Linked DNA regions of Homo sapiens: region 1 is linked to region 2. A link is a loop called in an ENCODE intact Hi-C map of the cell type or tissue named here. Cell type or tissue: chondrocyte. All regions are shown on one strand. Links, peaks and the distances in the headings refer to the core of each region. The heading gives the core; the rest is flanking DNA.

Evidence for each region. Hi-C counts contacts between places; a loop is a spot of excess contacts. Peaks named below come from ENCODE experiments on the same cell type or tissue, not always from the same donor. Only the 100,000 strongest peaks of a DNase experiment are listed, where the experiment ranks them.
Region 1: it touches region 2 in a loop (6-fold over the local background); 18 of 110 quality-filtered maps call a loop at or near these places.

Annotation. Positions count from the first base shown.
Region 1 is chr17:60,716,394-60,726,893 of GRCh38, forward strand. The region is part of intron 5 of BCAS3 (BCAS3 microtubule associated cell migration factor); the gene reads left to right. Among named protein-coding and RNA genes, the nearest start is that of BCAS3, 44 kb to the left of the region's middle. In chondrocyte, for the core only: CTCF peaks have their summits at 4,545 (motif pointing right) and 4,747; no DNase peak of the experiment used is centred there.
Region 2 is chr17:61,544,992-61,555,491 of GRCh38, forward strand. No RefSeq gene overlaps it. Among named protein-coding and RNA genes, the nearest start is that of NACA2, 41 kb to the right of the region's middle. In chondrocyte, for the core only: CTCF peaks have their summits at 6,365 and 6,565; no DNase peak of the experiment used is centred there.

The DNA of each region.
Region 1 (10,500 bases), core at 3,182-5,681, 830 kb before region 2:
CACTAAACAGAGGCTCTGAGATGAAAGCATTCTTTTCTCCATAGTTAGAAATTGATTTAGATTTCTTAAATTTTTTCTCTTTAAAGAGCATTGTAGCTGGGCATGGTGGCTCACGCCTATACTCCCAACACTTTGGGAGGCTGAGGGTGGTGTATCGCTTGAGGCCAGGAGTTTAAGAGCAGCTTGGGTGAGACCCCATCTCACCAAAACCACAAAAATTAGGGCTGAAACAGGGGGATCAGTTGAACCTAGGAGGTCAAGGCTGCAGTGACCTGTGCACCACTGCACGCCAGCCTGGGTGACAGAGCAAGACCCTCTCAAAAAAAAAAAAATAATAATAATATTGAGATAAATATCTTTATGGTCATATAATTTGGAGAGATCAATAAAAGTAAGGCTCCTAATAGATTTTCCAAATTACATTCTTTTCCAGCCATGTCAGTTATACTTACCCCATATATTTATTAATTCTTTCACTCAGCAAAGATTTATTAATTGTCTATTACATGCCAGACTGTGTTGAAGGTGCTGGGACAACACTGAACAAAACAAAGTCATTCTCTTTGTGGAATTTCCATTCTGGTAGGTGGGGAAGATAGATAATAAATATGTATCATGTTAGATGGTGATAGATAGGGTGGTTGTTGTTGCTGTGGGTTGCTCTTTTATATACGATGGTCTGGGAAAGCCTCTCAAAGACCCAGTGACATAGTGGTGTGAAGTTATCCATATGGGTATTTGAGGGAGGAACACTCCAAGCCAGTACAAACATTCTGAGGTGCAGAATATGTTTCTTTCTTTTTCTTTTCTTCTTCTTCTTCTTCTTTTTTTTTTTTTTGTGAGACAGAGTCTCTCTGTGTCACCCAGGCTGGAGTGCAGTGGCGTGGTTTTGGCTCACTGCAACCTCCACCTCCCAGGTTCAAGCGATTCTCCTGCCTCAGCCTCCCTAGTAGCTGGGACTACAGGGATGCGCCACCACGCCTGGGTACTTTTTGTATTTTTAGTAGAGACGGGGTTTCGCCATGTTGTCCAGGCTGGTCTTGAACCCCTGACCTCAAGTGATCTGCCTTCCCGGGCCTCCCAAAGTGCTGGGATTACAGGCGTGAGCCACCATGCCCGGCAGAATATGTTTCTTATATTTAAGAACAGCAAGGAGGCAGTTTAGCTGGAGTTAGGAGAGCAAAGCAAAGAATAAGAGATTATGTCCAAGAGTTAGCAGTTGGCTAGGGCTTTGTTTTCGCCCTTGTAAGGACATCTAAAATTTCAAATATACAGCAAAGTTGGACTTTTACGGTGAAATTACTTATACCCGCCATCTAGAGCAGCAGTCCCCAACCTTTTTGGCACCAGGGACCGGTTTTGTGGAAGACAGTTTTTCCACAGGGTGGGGATAGTTTCAGTATGATTCAAGCACAGTAAATTTATTGTTCACTTTACTTCTATTATAATTGCATTGTAATATATAATGAAATAATTATACAACTCACCATAATGTAGAATCAGTGGGAGCCCTGAGCTTGCTTTCCCACAGCTAGATGGTCCCATGTGTGGGTGATGGGAAACAGTGACAGATCATCAGACATTAGATTCTCATAAGGAGCACACAATCTAGACACTTCACATGCGCGGTTCACGTTAGGGTTCGCGCGCCTATGATAATCTAATGCTGCTGCTGACCTGACAAGAGGCAGAGCTTAGGCAGTAATGTGCGCGATGGAGAGCAGCTGTAAATACAGTTGAAGCTTCGCTTTTGCTTGCCTGCTTCTCACCTCCTGCTGTGAGGCCTGGTTTGTAACCAGTACCTGGCCCAGGGATTGGGGGACCCCTCAACTAGAATATACCCTTAAAATTTTACTATACTTTTTTTTTTCCAGTTTTTTTTTCAGGCAACCCTCAGAACCAGAAGGGGTTCATACAGCTGCCTACTGTACTTTGTCTCACATCCATCTTATTCATTGCATTTCAGAGGAAATGCAAACATCAACATGCTTTCCCCTAACTACTTTTGCATGCATATAATTAACTAGAGTTCAATATTTGGTTAGTTTTTAAATTTTTTTAGACAGAGTCTTGCTCTGTTGCCCAGGCTGGAGGGCAGTGATGCTATCTTTGCTCACTGCAGCCTCTACCTCATGGGTTCAGTTGATTCTCATGCCTCAGCCTCCTGAGTAGTTGGGATTACTGGCACATGCCACCATGCCTGGCGAATTTTTGTGATCTTTTAAATTTTAGCTATTTTGGTAGGTGATACCTTGAGGATTCATTTAGCATTACCATTTCCCTGATGACTAATAATGTGGAGTACTTTTTCATGTTTCTTGGCCATTTATATATATTTTAGCAATTATTTGTATAATTTTTTTGCCCATTAAAAAATTTAGTTGTAGGCTGGGTGCTGTGGCTCACGCCTGTAATCTCAGCACTTTGGGAGGCCGAGGTGGGCAGATCACGAGGCCAGGAGATCGAGACCATCCTGGCTAACATGGTGAAACGCAGTCTCTACTAAAAATACAAAAAAATTAGCCAGGCATGGTGACAGGTGCCTGTAGTCCCAGCTACTTGGGAGGCTGAAGCAGGAGAATGGCGTGATCCCAGGAAGCGGAGTTTGCAGTGAGCCAAGATCGCGCCATTGCACTCCAGCCTGGGCGACAGAGCGAGGCTCTGTCTCAAAAAAAACAAAAACAAACAAACAAAAAAACTTAGTTGTAGAAGCCATTGGAGGATTTTTGAATAGAGGTAATATCACTTTTAAAAATAAGAAAGGTATGTGAAGAGCAGATTTGGGTGGAAAGGTAGTGAGTTTGGTTTTAAATGTGTGAACCATAGACTGTTGCTGGTCCATAAACTGGTGATAGCGAATCGTTTGTTATTGGCAGCAAAAAGGTAAAGTGCAGAAAATGAGAGTAAGCCTTTCAAAACCTATAGTATTCGCCAGTGCACACTATCCAAACATATGTATATAGTTTACAGAAGTATCATTTGTGCCAACTTTTAGAAAAATCAAAAAATAATTCGTCTTTTATGACAAACAGTTTGAAAAACACTATCATCAAGACATCCAGTTGGAGAAGGAGTTTTTGATGAGTATGTTTAGACATGCAATCATGTATTATTTTATTTCACACAAATAACATTTCTGTGATTATTAACATTCATTTTAGCATTATACATTCTTTGTAGTCATGAGAATAAGATACAGAATTTTCAAGGAGGAGATTTGAATTGCAGGATGAGGAGTTGAACTTATTCTTTCAGCCATAATAATTTGGACTCGTTGAGAATCTTTTGGTAACATACATTCCAAAAGCTGTCTGTAATATTGATTTTGTGGTTGCAGTGGGATGAATAGCAGGAGAAAAGAAAAGGTTATAAGGCTAGTTAGGAGTGAATTTCAACACTGTCTAAATGTTAGATGTTGAGAGCCTGAACTAAGTTTGTTGTTGTGAGAGGATTACCAAAAACCATGGTAAGTGGTTAGACGTTTAGAAGAGAAGAAAGTTAAAGATGTTTCCAGAGTCTTGACCTGGGGACCAGTGCTGCTTAGTATGAAAGATGGCATCATTTTAGCAGAAATAGAATTTGATTATTAGACTTACACTATGTTAAAAATCATGTAAAGCAAAAATTGTATAGCATATTGTCTTATAAGTAATAAAGGGTTCTCACTTAAAGTTTCAGTGGTAAAAGTCTTCTGATATTTTCGCATACTTTTTGCTATCTGTTTAAATGGCAACTTAGTTTTCTTTTCTTTTCTTTTCTTTTTGAGACATAGTCTTGCTCTGTCACCCAGGCTGGAGTGCAGTGGTGCAATCACGGCTTCGCTTCCTGGGCTCAAGCGATTCCCTCACCTCAGCCTCCCGAGTAGCTGGGACCACAGGTGTGCACCACCATGCCCAACTGATTTTTGTATATATATATTTTTTTGTAGAGATGGGGTTTTGCCATCTTGCCCAGTCTGATCTTGAACTCTTGAGCTCAAGTGATCCTCCTGCCTTGGCCTCCCACAGTGCTGGGATTACAGGCATGAGCCACTGCGCCCAGCGTCTTATCTTCTTTTGAAATGCTTATTTTTTTCTTAAAAAATGGAGAATATATTTATTACATCACCTAAAATATGGCAGTTGTATTGTGTGAAACAGTATACAGTTGGCCCTGGATATCCATGGATTCTGAATACGTGCATTCAGTCAATATGGATAGAAAATATTTGGGAAAAAAGTAAAAAATAATTCAACAATAAAAAATAACACAAATAAAAATGACAGTATAGCTATTTACATAGCACATTGTATTAGGTATTGTAAGTAATTTAGAGATGATTTAAAGTATATAGGAGGATGTGCATAGGTTTTATATGCATAGGTTATGTGCAGATACCATGCCATTTTATAAAAGGGACTTAAGCATTGGAGGTTTTGGTGTCCACAGGGATTCTGGAACCAACCCCATGTGAATACAGAGAGATGACTGTATTTTCTTTTCAAAAGTTAGTATTTGTAGTGTTTTCTTGGAGCTGTGTATATGCGGTACTTCAATGACCTAACACTAGGTGTCGCTACCACATTGAGCTAAGAAAAGTGCGGCTGCTCCTTGAAAGGAAATTTTTGCCCTAAAGCTTTTTGTGTAGTTTTTATACACTAAAAGCTTTAGAGCAAATATGCAAGGGCATTCTTGAGGTAAATGCCAATTAGTCTACTATTTATTAGAGGTTGGGTGCCAATAGACCTTGCCATGTTAAGATTGTTAGCCAGGAAACAGTTTTTATGGGTTTCATTTGGGAGTAATATAAAGTTAGTGATTTGGGTACACTGGCAAGCAGAGAGAGGTTGAATATGGATGAAGTCCAGTGAAAAAAATTGCCTTTGTTGAGAATAGGACCTTATTTTGTTTGGTGCATTCTCTTCTTCCTGGAAAGAGAATAGGTGGATCCTTAGACTGTAGATACAGTGGGAGGACATTGGTTGTTATGGATGAATAAAAGCAGAAATGAAGAGTAATACTGAAGTAATTTCTGGAATTTAACCATATTGGTGGATTAAAATATCTTTTCCTGTAGTATGTTTCTTAAAGTATCACTCCAGAGAACTCTTGCATCTGAAACTTAATTTTTCCCTGTGTGCGAATAGTGGCGTGACTCTTGTTGATTTGACATAGGCAGTAGACATTACTGTGAGTTTGAAATTTATCATTGTAAGTTGGACTCTTTCTTACTTGAGATCTTTTTGATGATTTTCTACTCTAAAACAATATATTATTTGGACCTAAGCTGATTTATAAGTCTGTGGAATGCAATTTTTTTCTGATAAATGTTATTGAATATACATACAGTAAAATGCACAAATCTGAAGTGTACAGACTGAAAATATATATATATATAACCTTCTAACCATCATCCTGGATTAAGATCTAGAATATTTCCAGTACCTCAAAAGAATCCCTTGTGCCACTTCCTTGGCAGTACTACCCTCTTTCCACCTCCAAGTAACCATTATTCTGCTATTCTGACTTCTATCACCATAGATTCTTTTTTTCTATTCTTGAATGTCTAAGAAATATGGTCATAGATTTAAAAGGTATGCTCTTATGTTCTGGCTTGTCTCTTAACATTATGACTGTAAGATTTGTTTTTATGCTATTGTGTGTAACATTAATTTTGCTGTGTTGTATCTATCATATGAATACAATAAATTTTGAAAAATCCATTATATGACTGATAGACATTTTTGTTCCCAGTTTTTGAGTATTATTAATAAAGTTGCTCTGAAAATTCTTATATATGGTAATTTTTCATGGATGTAAACAAAAAATGGTAATTTTTGGTGTACGTAAACACTCATTTGTCTTGGGTGTTGACCTAGGCGTAGATTTATTGTGTCATAGGATAAGTACATGTTTACCTTCAGTAGGTACTGCCAAATAGTTTTCAAAAGTGTTTTTGCCAACTTTGTACTCTCACCAGAATTATGTGGAAGTTCTGTTTGTCCTGCATCCTCAGCAGCACTTGGTATTGTCAGTCTTTTTGATTTTGGCCATTCTGTTGCGGATGTGTTGATATCTTCTGTGAGGTTTTAAAAATGCTTTTTAGGGGGCTGGGTGCGGTGGCTCATGCCTGTAATCCCAGCACTTGGGGAGGCTGAGGTGGGTAGATCACGACGTCAAGAGATCAAGACCATCCTGGCCAACATGGTGAAACCCCGTCTCTATTAAAAATACAAAAAGTAGGCAGGCATGGTGGTGGGCACCTGTAGTCCCAGCTATTTTGGAGGCTGAGGCAGGAGAATCACTTGAACCTGGGAGGTGGAGGTTGCAGTGAGCCGAGATTGCGCCACTGCACTCCAGCCTGGTGACAGAGCGAGACTCTGTCTCAAAAAAAAAAAAAAAAATGCTTTTTAGGCTGGGCACAGTGGCTCATGCCTGTAATCCTGGCACTTTGGGAGGAGGTGGGAGGATCCTTTGAGATTAGAAGTTTGAGACCACCCTGGGCAACATAGACCCTGTCTTGACCAAAAATGTGGCATGTGCCTGTGGTTCCAGCAACTCAGGAGGTTGAGGGGAGAGGATCACTTGAGTCTAGGAGATCAAGGCTGTGGTGAGCTATGATCACGTTACTGCCCTCCAGCCTGGGCGACACAGGACACAGCAAGACCCTATTTCAAAAAATGCTTTTTATTTTGCAATAAATTTCAAACTTCCAGAAAATTTTATAATGTATATAAGGTATTCCTGTTACTCATTGTGGAGATTCACCAATTACGGATTTTGCCTTATTTGCTTTGTCATTCTTTCAGTCTCTGTATCTATGCATATATTTTCTGAACCATAATTTCCATAAATTATTATTATTATTTTTGAGATGGAGTCTTGCTCTGTTGCCCAGGCTGGAGTGCAGTGGCGTGATTTCGCCCACTGCAACCTCTGCCTCCCGAGTTCAAGCAATTCTTCTGCCTCAGCCTCCTGAGTAGCTGGGACTACAGGCATGCACCACCATGCCAAGGTAATTTTTTGTATTTTTAGTAGAGACGGGGTTTTGGCATGTTGGCCAGGCTCTTCTCAAACTCCTGGCCTCAAGTGATCCAGCCGCCTCGGCCTCCCAAAGTGCTAGGATTACAGACATGAGCCATTCATTGTGCCTTGCCTGTTTTCATAAATTATTTAGTATAATTTCCTACAAATAAATATATAGCCATAGCACTGTCATCAAGCCCAGGACATTTAAATTTGATGCAGTAGTATTGTGGAAACTATTGTTCATATTCAAATTTCATCCATTGTCCCAATAGTCTACTTTATAGCTATTGTTACTTTTTCACTTTCTTTCTTTTTTTTTTTTTTTTTTTTTTTTTGAGATGAAGTCTCGCTCTGTTGCCCAGGCTGGAGTGCAGTGGTGCGATCTCGGCTCATTGCAACCTCTGCCTCCCAGGTTCAAGTGATTCTCCTGCCTCAGCCTTCTGAGTAGCTAGGACTACAGGCACCCGCCACCATGCCTGGCCAATTTTTTTTGTATTTTTAGTAGAGACGGGGTTTCACCATATTGGCCAGGCTGGTCTTGAACTCCTGATCTTGTGATCCACCTGCCTTGGCCTCCCAAAGTGCTGAGATTACAGGCGTGAGCCACCGTGCCCGGCCTACTTTTTCACTTTCTTAAAATTTTCTTTTGATGAAAAAAATCTGGTTCCGATTTTTTATCTTTTACTCTATTATTATTTTTGTATCTTTGTTTACTCTAAGGACATGCAAATATTCTTCTAGGCTGGGTGTGGTGGCTCATGACTGTAATCCCAGCACTTTGAGAGGCCAAGGCAGGCGGGCCCCTTGAGGTCAGGAGTTCAAGACTAGCCTGGCCAACATGGTGAAACAGTTCGCTACTGAAAATACAAAAATTAGCTGGGCATGATGGTGTGTGCCTGTAATCCCAGCTGCTTGGGTAGCTGAGGCGTGGGAATTGCTTGAACCCGGGAGGCACAGGTTGCAGTGAGCTGAGATCGCGCCACTGCACTCCAGCCTGGGTGACAGAGTGAGACTGTCTCAAAAAAAAAAAAAAAAAAAAAAGGCCGGATGCGGTGGCTCATGCCCGTAATCCCAGCACTTTGGGAGGCGGAGGCGGTCTTATCACCTGAGGTCAGGAGTTCGAGACCATCTTGGCCAACACGGTGAAACCCCGTCTCTACTAAAAATACAAAAATTAGCCGGGTGTGGTGGAATGCACCTGTAAGCCCAGCTACTTGGGAGGCTGAGGCAGGAGAATTGCTTGAATCCAGGAGTGGGAGGTTGCAGTGAGCCAAGATTGCCACTGCACTCTAGCCTGACAACAGAGTGAGACTTCCTCTAAAAAAAAAAAAAATTCATTTTCTTTTAGTGGGTTGTTGTTTTTACCTTTAGGTTTAAGATTCATTAAAAAAAAAAAAACAGCTTTGTATATGTGTGGTATGAGATGGGGTCAGGGTTATTTCTTTTTTGTTTCATTTCCTTTTTTGTAGAGACAGAGTCTCACTCTGTTGCCCAGGCTGGAGTGCAGTGGTGCCATTATAGCTCACTGCAGCCTCCAAGTCCTGGGCTCAGGTGATCTTCCTGCCTCAGACTCCTGAGCAACTAGTACTATAAGCATGTGCCACCATGCCCAGCTACTTAAAAAAAGTTTTTTTTGTAGAGAGGGGCTCTCATTATGTTACGCAGGCTGGCCTTGAACTCCTGGCCCAAAGCAGTCCATCTGCCTAAGCCTTATTTCTTATTTATCTCTATTTTTAGAATAGTGATACTCAATTGATTCAGCACCATTTCCTGAAAAGACCATTCTTTACCCAATTAATTGGAATAATACCATAGATGTGTAGTAATTCTTATACTCTATTTTTTCATTGGTTTAATTGTCTGCTTTTGAATTCTAAATATGCTAGAAACTCAATCTGAGAAAGTCCCAAAATAAACTTCCCAATTTCTTGCTCTTTGCTTTAAATCTATTTTATTTCCACTCTAGCCCTTCTTGCTAACATCTATATTTTTATTAGAATAGTACCATAATTTTTCCATTCAGCCACACTGAAATGTTCGGGTCTATGTCAAGTATTACGAGATACAAATAAAGTAAGATGTGAGCATTGTCTTGAGGCGATAATTTCCTACTTGGGGGAAAGGTCACTAAATATTTGCAGTCTGTGTCAGTGGTTCCCGACCAGGAGTGATTTTGTTCTCCAAGGGGCCATTTGGCTATTTTTTTCATTGTCATGATTGGGGATTGCTGCTGGCATGTGGTAGGTAGAAGCCAGAGATACTGCTACACATCCTATAATATACAGGACAGACTCCTCGAACAAAGAATTGTTCAGTCCAAAACATCAGTAGTGCTGAGGTTGAAAAACCTTGGTCTGTGTGATCAGTATTAGGATAGAGGTATGAATACAGTGCTGTAGAGCCCCCAAAGAATGACAGGATGCCTGGGGGAGGGTTTTTTTTTCTTTTTGTTTTTTAATCCAGGATCAGACCTGAGGGAGTTTTGTTGTTGTTGTCATTGTTGTTGTTTTTGAGACGGAGTTTCGCTCTTGTTGCCCAGCCTGGAGTGCAATGGTGTGATCTTGGCTCACTGCAGCCTCCACCTCCTGAGTTCAAGCGATTCTCCTGCCTCAGCCTCCCGAGTAGCTGGGATTACAGGCATGCACCACCACACTTGGCTAATTTTGTACTTTTAGTGGAGACAGGGTTTCTCCATGTTGGTCAGGCTGGTCTCGAACTCCTGACCTCAGGTGATAAGACCGCCTTGGCCTCCCAAAGTGCTGGGATTACAGGCGTGAGCCACTGCTCCCGGCCAGAGGGAGGATTTTTTTTTTTTTTGAGACAGAGTCTCACTCTGTTGCCCAGGCTGGAGTGCAGTGGCACGATCTCGGCTCACTGCAGCCTCCACCTCCCGAGTTCAAGTGATTCTCCTGCCTTAGCCTCCCGAGTAGCTGGGATTACAGGCATGCACCACCACTCTTGGCTAATTTTGTATTTTTAGTGGAGACAGGGTTTCTCCATGTTGGTCAGGCTGGTCTCGAACTCCTGACCTCAGGTGATCTGCCCGCCTTGGCCTCCCAAAGTGCTGGGATTATAGGCATGAGCCACTGCGCCCAGCCAGAGGGAGGAATTTTTTTTTTTTTTTTTGAGACAGAGTCTCACTCTGTTGCCCAGGCTGGAGTGCAATGGTGCGATCTCAGCTCACTGCAAGCTCCGCCTCGCAGGTTCACGCCATTCTCCTGCCTCAGCCTCCCGAGTAGCTGGGACTACAGATGCCCGCCATCACGCCAGGCTAATTTTTTGTATTTTTAGTAGACATGGGGTTTCACCATGTTAGCTAGGATGGTCTTGATCTCCTGACCTCGTGATCTGCCTGCCTCGGCCTCCCAGAGTGCTGGAATTACAGGCGTGAGCCACTGCTACTGGCCAAGAGGGAGGAGTTTTAACACTTGTGCTGCCTAGTAAAATTTCGTAGAATATGAAAAAAAATTGTTATAACTGGAATATTCAGAA
Region 2 (10,500 bases), core at 4,988-7,487:
ATTTCTTCCTTCATGGTTTTTATACCTCTCTTATTTCCTTTTATTGTCTTATTGTATTAAATAAGACTTCTAGTCTGATGCTAAAAAGCAGCAGTGAGAGGGGACATCCTTGCCTTGTTCCCAGTCTTAGTGAGAAAGCTTTGAATTTCTCACCATTAAGTATGATATTAGCTGTAGGTTTTTGCAGAGGTTCTTTATTAAATTGAAGAAGCTCCCCTCTGTTTCTAATTTACTGAGAGTTTTTATCATTAATGGACATTACATTTTGTCAAACGCTGTTTTGTGCATTTATTGATATGATAAAGTGATTTTTCTTCTTTAGCCTTCTTTTGATGTGATGAATTACATTAATTGATTTTTAAATGATGAATCAGCTTTGCATACCTGAGATAAATCTCACTTGGTAATGGTGTAGAGTTTTTTATACATTCTTGGATTCAATTTGCTAATATTTTGCTCAAGATTTTTATATCTGTGTTCATGAACAATATTGGTCTGCAGTTTTCTTTCTTTCTAATGTCTTTGTCTGGCATTGACATTAGGATAATGCTTTTATCTTCTGAAAGTAAATATGGTAGAATTCACCTATGAACCCACTTGGGCTTGGTGCTTTCTATTTTGTAAGGTCATTCATTACTAATTCAATTTATTTAATAGGTATAGGCCAGAGCATTTCTTCTTAGGTGACTTTTGGCAGATTGTGTCTTTCAAGGAATTGGTCCATTCCATCTAGGTTATCAAAGTTGTGGGCAGAAAATAGTTTATAGTATTCCTATATTATCTTTGTAATGTCCATAGGGTCTGTAGTGATGTTTCCTCTTTCATTTCTGATATTAGTAATTTGTGTCCTTTCTCTTTTTTCTTGATTAGCTTGGCCAGGGGCTTATCAAAGAACCAGCTTTCGGTTTCATTGATTTTTCTCTATTGAATTCCTATTTTCAATTTCATTGATTTCTGTTCCAGATTTTATTATTTCTTTTCTTCTACTTACTTCAGATTTAATTTGCTCTTCTTCTTTTAACTTCCTAAAGTGGAAACTTAGATGACTGATTTTAGATCTTTGTTTTCTAATGTACACATTCAATGTTATAGATTTTCCCCTAAGCACTGGTTTTGCCACATCCCACAAATTTTGATAAGTTGTGTTTTTATTTTTATTTAATTCAAAAATATTTTAAATTTTCTCTTGAGATTTCTTCTTTGACATATATGTTATTTAGAAGTGTATAGTTTAATCTCCAAGTATTTTGGTATTTTCCAGCTATCTTTCTGTTATTGATTTCTTGTTTAATTCTGTTGAGGTCTTAAAGCAGACATTGCATGATTTCTATTCTTTTAAACAATGCTTTAATTATTGTATCTTTATAGCAGGTTTTGGATATGGTAAGGTAATTGCTCCCTCATTGTTCTTTATCAAGTAGTTCTGTTATGGTCTTATTCAGTTTCTTTTTAGTAAATAATTGAGAATCAGCTTGTCAAGTTCCATGGAAATACTTATCAGGATTTTGTTTGAGATTGCATTAAACTTATGAATAATTTGAGGAGAACTGTCATCTTTACAATATTGAGTCTTCCAATCCAATAACATGGTATTTAACTCCATTGATTCTTCTTTTATAGCTTTCACTGAGGTTCAGTAGTTTATTTTATGTAGTTCATACACATTTCTTGTTAAGTTTTTTCCTAGGAATTTATTTATTTCCTGTAATTGCTGGGATAAAAGACATCTATCGATGTTTCTACACTGATCTTTAGTTAGTTACTTTGCACATTCTCTTATTAGTTCTTAGAGCTGTTGATTTTTCTAATTAGCACATGGTTTGCAAACAATGACACTTTTGTCTGTTTCCAATATTTATTATTCTCATTTACTTTTCTTATCACATTGCATCGGCTTTCAGTATAACGTTAAACAGTAGTTATAAAGGACATCCTATCTGGTTCCAGATTTTAAAGGAAATGCTTATATATTTGATTAGATTTCTTAATAGATAAATTTTGTCAAGTTCAGGAAGTTTACTTTTATCTCTAATTTACTAAAAATGGTTGTCTGTTTATTTAATAAGGAATGAATGGGTGCTGAGTTTTATTAAATTTTTTTAAAAGTCGGGGCCATTGAGATTATCTTTTTCTCTGTTAATTAAATAATTTATAGACTACTAAATCACCTTTGCATTTCTGACATATATCCTGGTTTGACATAATGTATTTATTTAAAATATCACTGGACTTGATTTGTGAATATATTATTTAAATTTTTGCTTTTTCATAAATGACATTGGTCTATATCTAAGTGTAGGCTGCCCTTGTCTAGATTTGGTTTCTGCCTATGAGGCTGAGATAGGAAGTTTTAGCTCACTGTGTTCTAGAGCATTTTATCTATTAAAAGAAACAATTATTCCTTGAGATTTTGTAGATTTTGTAGAGGAAGACTTCTCACTTAACATATTTTTAAATATGTTAAGTTGTTTATCTTATGGAATAGATTTTGTTAAGTTACATTTTTCTAGAAAGTCTTCCATTTTATTTAGATTTTAAAATTTATTGGTATGTAGATAAACTTTAAATATATTTATTTGTGCTTTCTTTGTTCTTGATCAGATTTGCAAGAACTTTGTATATTTTACTGATTGTTTTAACTTCAATTTTTTGTATTATTCATTGGTTCTACTAGTTTGAGTTTTGCATTAATTTCTGCCTTCATCTTGATTAATTCATTACTCCTTTGGGGGGCTTATTTTATTGTTTTTTCCCCTAATTCTTTGAGTCAAAGTCTTAATTAACTCATTTGAATCTTTCTATATTCTATTAATACTCTAAAAGTATCCTCTAAATATCACTTTGTTTGCATCCAGTAGATTTTGGTATATTGTGCTTTTCTTGATTTTTATTTCCACATAGTTTGTAATTTGATGGAATAACATTAAAGATGTTTAATTTTTTTCTCGTAGAGAGATTTTTGGGGAAAATATCCTTTATTAATTACTAATCACTAATTTTATTGAATTGTGATTGGAAATTCATGTCACATAAGATTTCTGTTTTTCTGGTATTTATTAATATTTCCCTTACAATTTAATACATGGCTGAATTTTGAGAATCTTCCATGGATGTTTGAAGATAAATGTATTATGCTTTTCCTGGGTATAATGTTCTATGTGTATTGTTTAGATTTGTTTGTTTGATTGTTAGTTTAAATCCTTATGTCTTTACTTTGTGTGTGTACATGATCATCTGATTTCTCAGAGAGAGTTGTTAGACTCTTACACTTTAATTATGGATTTGTGAATTTCTTCTTGTATTTCTGTCAATTGTTACTGAATAATGTATATTTTAAAGCTATGTTCTTGTTCATAAAAGTTCAAAATTCTTATTTCTTCTTGATGGATTATATTTTTACCAAAATGAAAAATCCTTGTCCCTTTTGTCGTTTTTCATCTTTTACACTAAAACTAGTATTTTGTCTGAAATTAATATTACTATATCTGCTTCCTTATTTTAACATTTATCTGGGATAGATTTTTCCATTTCTTCACTTCAAACTTTTCTTCATCATTTTATCTTATATATGAATCTTGTAAATAACATATGACAAGATTTTTTTAAAACCTAATTGGATTTTCTGTCCTTTAATTGGAAAATTTAACAGGTTTACATTTATTAAGAATACCGGTATATTTTGACTTAATCTTGCTACCTCACTTTATGTTTTCTATTTACTATTGTTTCTTTTTTTATTGTCTTCTGTTGGATTTATTTATTTCTTCTTTTTCCCTTTATTTATTGTTTTGGAAACTATATATTCCATTTTCCTAATGGATTCTTTTACATTTTACATTAAGCTTTCTAATTTTTCTCTTTTTAAAATCATTTGTGTATATATCTAGGCACCTCTTGGCCCCAACACGAATCTTAGCAAACATTCATCTTCTTTCTTGTACTTTTGTCTTTCTTCTTCTACTTCACACATTGAAGTCATCTGGTACTTTAGTTCCAGGTTGTTGTTAACTATTTTTCATTATGCTTGAATATCATCAGACTTATTCTAGGTTTTACTTCTTTGCTTACCGTTTGTTTCTGATATCTCTTATAGTCCTCTGAATTCCTTTTTTGGCAGGGGTTGGGATGGCTTATGTCTTTTAGTAATTCTCTAAAGAGAAAATTTGTGGGTGGTAAACTTCTAAGTCTTACTGTGTCTGCAAATGTCTTAATTTTTGTCTCACTATGTAAATATTAATTAACTAGGAATAATATTTTAGTTTTAAGATAATATTCCCTCATTATATTGAGCTATTATTTCATCTCAATATAATTTTGGTATCTAGTCCTAGTAATTAGACATGAAATGCCAATGTAAAATCTACGCTTTTGTAGATGGTTTTTCCTGTCTTTATTCTTGGTATTTTGAGGTAAGCCCACGATGCAGGCCCTTTCCATCTGCCTTCAGACCTGGGAAATTTTCTTCTATTATTTCTTTGATTATTTCCTCCCTTCCATCGGCTATGGTCTCTTTCAGGAGTTCTTCAAAATATGTAATCTGATAGACTTTTTCTTGTTTTTTGACATTTTATGACTTTTTTGGGAGAAACAGGCATATAATCAGTTCAAAATCTTAATCTAGTCTTTCTATGCATTATTAAGGAAATTTTAAGATAAATGTCAAATTATACTTTTGAATGTGATTGAATTTGGGCTCTGGTTATTTTTCCAAATAATATATTTTTAAAATCCTTGAATGGATTCCCTTTAGATAACTCTATGGAATTTTTCACTCCTTCAACCAATATTTATTTAGTGCCTAATTTTTGCTTGGCATTGTTCTAGGTTCTAAGGATTCAAAGTTTTTTAAAAAGATACAATTTTAAGGTCTGACACAGAGTTTCCCAACCTTGGTACTACCCATGTTTGACTGGATAATTCTTTGTTGTGGGAGGTTGTCCTGGCCATGAGAAGATGTTCAGCAGCATCTCTGGCCTCTACCCAATAGATGCCAGTAGCACCACCACCACCCCATTGCTGTGACAATAAAAAATGGATCCAGTCATTGCCAAATGTCCTCTGATGGGCAAAATTGCACTGCCCCCAGCACACTCTCTGTCACCACTGAGAATCATTGGTTTAGCAGGAGAAATAGCTAGTATACTACCGGGTCTATGGCAGTGGAAGAATATATAGAATGTTGGCACAAAGAAGGTAATGCCTGAGGTTCAGGAAATGTTTTACAATGCAAAAGATAACTTGGCCTGGATCTTAAAGGAAGAATTAGGTACTGGTCAGGTAAACAAGGAATAAGGGAAGAAAGAATAGTAATATTCAGGAGAAAAACAGCATGCGAAGACAGAAAGGTTGAAACAATTTGATGCATCTGAGAAACTCTTAGTAGTTCAGTTCAGTGTGTGGTTGGAATACAGATCTGAGGGCTATGGTAAAAAGGGAAGAAAACAATAGAGCTGGAGAGGTAGTTAGGGACAAGGTTATAAAGGAACAGGCAGGCTATGCTAGGAAATTTGTGCTTTGTTCAGCAGTGATGGAAAACCACTGGAAGTGTTAAGCAGGGAAATGGCATTTTAGGAAGACAGTTTTATAAATATGCAATGAATGGTTTAAAAAGATATGAAACTAGAAATAGGAAGACTGGATAGAAGAAAATTATAACAACCAAGTTAAGGACCCAAACTAGGGCAATGGGGGCCCGAGAGATGGAAAATGGGACATGCAATATATAGGAGGTAGAAATGATAAAATTTCCTGATTGTTATATGGAGAATAAAGAATTGGGAGGATTAAGGACAATGTCAAATTTTGGTGAAAAGAAAGGGTAAATGGAGCTGTTAGCAAATTGTGTTTACAGGTAGAAAATTCAAATAAATATCCCTGGGACAAAAACAAAAAACAAAGAAAACAAAAAAACCCTAAGTATCTTATAGCTCTATAGTTCTAAACACAATAGACAAGACATAAATTGATAGTTTTTAGAAAAACAGAACCAACACCCCCCATCTTTCCCAAAAAATCACTGTTTACTTTCATCACAACAAATTTCAACATCTTCTCTAAACATTTTCTCATGGTCTTTTTATCCCAAAGCTTTAAGAGAATGCTTTATATATATTTTTTCAAATTATTTCACTGTTAACTGATTTTTGACACATTATTTCAGCTGTTACAAAAGACTGTGAAATTTTAAGCCAAGATCGGACCATGAGGACTAAATTTTTTTGTTTATTAATGACATAAAAAATAGACAATTGTATCCATAAAATGACTTAAGTTCCATAAGCAACCATAAACGCCAAATAATTCAAGGTTTGGAGAATTTTTTTTTTCAGCATCTTTGCTGAAGAACTATGGTACTGAGGACCTCTACTGTTGAGAATATGAATGGCTTCACTGCTAGGATTAAATTTTCAGGGAATAAAAACATCAACCAGGCATAGGCAATCTACAGTCTGCCCAAAGTACAGAAATTATTTTCAGAGGCACACGGATAGTTGTGTCACTGGAACCTACGCAGAAATGCGTATGAGGTAGAATTTAGGTCTCCTCTCACCTTCTGGACTTCTCTACCTCCGTGTGCCCAGGGTCTAGTGCTGTCTTCTGGCTTGAGTCTGTGTTGGGCCTGATTACTACAGGTTTTTTTTTTTGTTGTTGTTCTTACTCTGTTCTTTTTTCTTTTCTTTTCTTCTCCTTCCTTCCTCTTTCTTTCCCTCTCTCGTTTTTCTTTCTCTCTTCCTCCCTTCATTCTTCTTTCTTTCTTTTTCCCTCCCTCCCTCTCTCCCTGTCTTTCTTTCTTTTTTTTTCTTTTTTTTGAGACAGAGTCTCTCTCTGTCACCATGCTGGAGTGCAGTGGTGCGATCTCGGCTCACTGCAACCTCCGCCTCCCAGGTTGAAGCGATTCTCCTGCTTCAGCCTCCCGAGTAGCTGGGACTACAGACGTGTATCACCATGCCCTAGCTAATTTTTTTATTTTTAGTAGAGACGGGGTTTCACCATGTTGGCCAAGATGGTCTCGATCTCTTGACCTCGTGATCCACCCGCCTCGGCCTCCCAAAGTGCTGGGATTACAGACATGAGCCACCATGTCTGGTCTTTTTTTTTTTTTTTTTTTTTTTTTTTACGGAGTCTCTCTCTCTCGCCAGGCTGGAGTGCAGTGGCCCAATCTTGACTCACTGCAGCCTCCACCTCCTGGGTTCAAGCGATTCTCCTGCCTCAACCTCCTGAGTAGATGGGACTACAGGCACCCGCCACCAAGCCCAGCTAATTTTTGTATTTTTAGTACAGACGGGGTTTCACCATGTTGGCAGGGATGGTCTTGATCTCCTGACCTCGTGATCCACCCACCTCAGCCTCCCAAAGTGCTGGGATTATAGACGTAATCTCAAATGCCACAAGATATAGGATTGGAAGAGATTTCTTTTGTGTTTATATTTAATATCTGGCTGGCCATGGCTGGGTATGTAGTGCACTTGATCTTTTTATTTTTTTTTATTTTTTTGAGACAGAGTCTCGCCCTGTCTCCCAGGCTGGAGTGCAGTGGCGCGATCTCGGCTCACTGCAAGCTCCGCCTCTCGGGTTCACGCCATTCTCCTGCCTCAGTCTCCCGAGTAGCTGGGACTACAGCCGGCCGCCACCATGCCTGGCTATTTTGTATTTTTTTAGTAGAGAGGGGGTTTCACTGTGTTAGCCAGGACGGTCTTGATCTCCTGACCTCGTGATCCGCCCACCTCGGCCTCCCAAAATGCTGAGATTACAGGCGTGAGCCACCACGCCAGGCCAGTGCACTTGATCTTTAAGTGAGATTTAATTCCAGTACTTCCATGACACTCATTATTAGTGTTTGAATTGACCCAAGCACCTCTCTGGTATACCTTGGCCAGTAACTGTCCCACATGCTAGGATTTGAATTTAGGTCCTGCTATTTATTAGTTTATTACCAAGGAACTTGTTCAAGTTACTTGACCTCTCACTCAATTTTCTCCTCTGTTCAAATGGGAGAAATAACATTTTTTAAAAAATGTTTGATCAAGTTAGATTTGTGAAAACATGTAAGACAGAGACGGATACAAAATGAATGTTCAATATTCCTAATGTCCCTTCTCTCCCTTTCCCTTCCCTTTATAAAAAATCAATTCAGAGTGAGAAATATCTGTGTTGAAAAATACGCTTAAGGGGGATCCTTTATCAACAACATATTTCCAAGCCAAATGTGAGTCAAACCAAATTCATGTCTTCATCAGATTGTGTTTTTACCACAAGAAAGTTTCTCAAATTAGGATTTATGTTGACAAAAGAAATTGGGTGTTAGAGGGCTTGGTCGTACACAAAGCACCAAAGCTGTAATCAGCTTTGTATAAAGGATTCTATAGAATTACAAAGAGTTTAGTCAACTCCCACAGTCATATGTGAATTGTGAGGTTTGGTCCGGGGACAGGTGAAGGAAAGGATCCTATGAAAGCTGGCAACAAGAGAAAGCGAAGCCCCAAATATAAAGAAGGCCTACATCATCTCTACACTATCCAATCACATTCACAACATGGCAGCATTGTGCATTTGGGCCTCCATACAAAGAAAATTCATCAGCTCCTGTGCCTCGCCTTCCAGGACTCAGAGTGAGGCCATCCTGTCACACGCTGTTTTGTTAAAAAGATATACCAAACCGGCCAGGAGCAGTGGCTCACGCCTATAATCCCAGCACTTTGGGAGGCTGAGGCAAGTGGATCACTTGAGGTCAGGATTTCAAGACCAGCCTGGCCAACATAGTGAAACCCCATCTCTACTAAAAATATAAAAATTAGCCAGGCCCGGTGGTGGGCACCTGTAATCCAAGCTACTCTGGAGGCTGAGGCAGGAGAATTGCTTGAACCCCGGGAGGTGGAGGTTGCAGTGAGCCGAGACTGCACTACTGCACTCCAGCCTGGGCGACAGAGAGAGACTCTGTCTCAGAAAAAAAAAAAAAAAAAAAAAAAAAGGCAAACCATATGCAGAGACCCATATGCTATGATACAAATGCAAGCCGGTACACATAAATGTATTTTCCCACCGTCCAGAGATTTTGTTGTTGCAAAAAACAAAATCTTGGAGTGAAATGTAAAAGCTAATGGCTCCTATTCACTGTGAAAAATGGAGAGGAAATGATAATCGAGTTGAAGAAATAGCAGGTTAGCAATTGGGAGATCAGAGACCCAAAATACCTCCCACTGTGTATCTGTGGGACCGAGGTCAAGTCCTCTCCTCTAAATAGCGTTTCAGTTTCCCCACCAGAATGCTCTAAAGAACAATCCTGGCTTGTGCTTCAAGGGGAGGAGATAACAAGCATAAAATACTTTGCAATCTTCCTTAAGACAGTGTTACCTAAATCCCAGTCATTACTACACTAATACACTAAGATGATAGTACCTGCAGGAAGGCAGGCATCACCTTGAACACAGAGAGCTGTTAATCACCTCAAATCCCTCAAGTGTGTCAAGTAAAGGGCAAGGGAAAGATGCAAACTGTAGTACTGGTGTCAGGATGGTTTTGTGTGTGTGTGTGTTTGTGTGTGTGTGTGTTTGAGACGGAGTCTCGCTCTATCCCCTGTGTGTGTGTGTGTGTGTGTGTGTGTTTGAGATGGGGTCTCACTCTATCCCCCAGGCTGGAGTGCAGTGGCGCAATCTCGGCTTAGTGCAACCTCTGCGTCCTGGGTTCAAGCAATCCTCCCACCTCAGCCTCCCAGGTAGCTGGGATTAGAGACGCATGCCACCACGCCCGGCTAATGTTTGTATTTTTTGTAGAGACGGAGTTTCATCATGTTGGCAAGACTGGTCTCGAACTCCCCCAAACCTCAAGCGATCCACCTGCCTTGGTCTCCCCAAGTGCTGGGATTACAGGTGTGATCCACTGCACCCAAAATCAGCTCAGAGTGATTTCGTATAAGCCTTGAGCCTTCACCGTGAACATTTTGCTTCCAAGAATAAATGATTCTGAATTCCAAGTAACCTCATTACTGCGAGATGAGATGGTCTTGACCAGTTTACCACTCTTGAGGCTTTAAATCTTGGCATCACTGCTGTGATTCCCACCTAAACCGAAGTGCATGTGCAGGACTGTGGTGTCACCGTAACCAGAAAGAAAGACGCTTACTTTAACCAAGGAACCTACTTCCAACCTGGGATTATAAAATGCCTACCTAAATCCAAACTGCAACTTTTATCTTAGACCTCTCCTCCAACTAATGCGGTCAGTGCAGATCAAATGTTTAGATTGATAAATGCGGCTTACTGGTGTGAGAGACTCACTCATTGACAGAGCCCAGAATCCAAAGGTGATTAGTTGACTAAAGAGGGAAGACGAGCACCAGACAGCCTTGTTTGTCATTTTGCACACTTAATCGCATAAATCTCATAACACCAACTGCAGCTGCATGGCAGGAAATTAAATACTGACAAAAATAAAACCAAAGCTCCCAAATCAGTTCAGACACCTGTTTCGCAAGAATCAGTGCGATAAGATCATCTGTGGGTG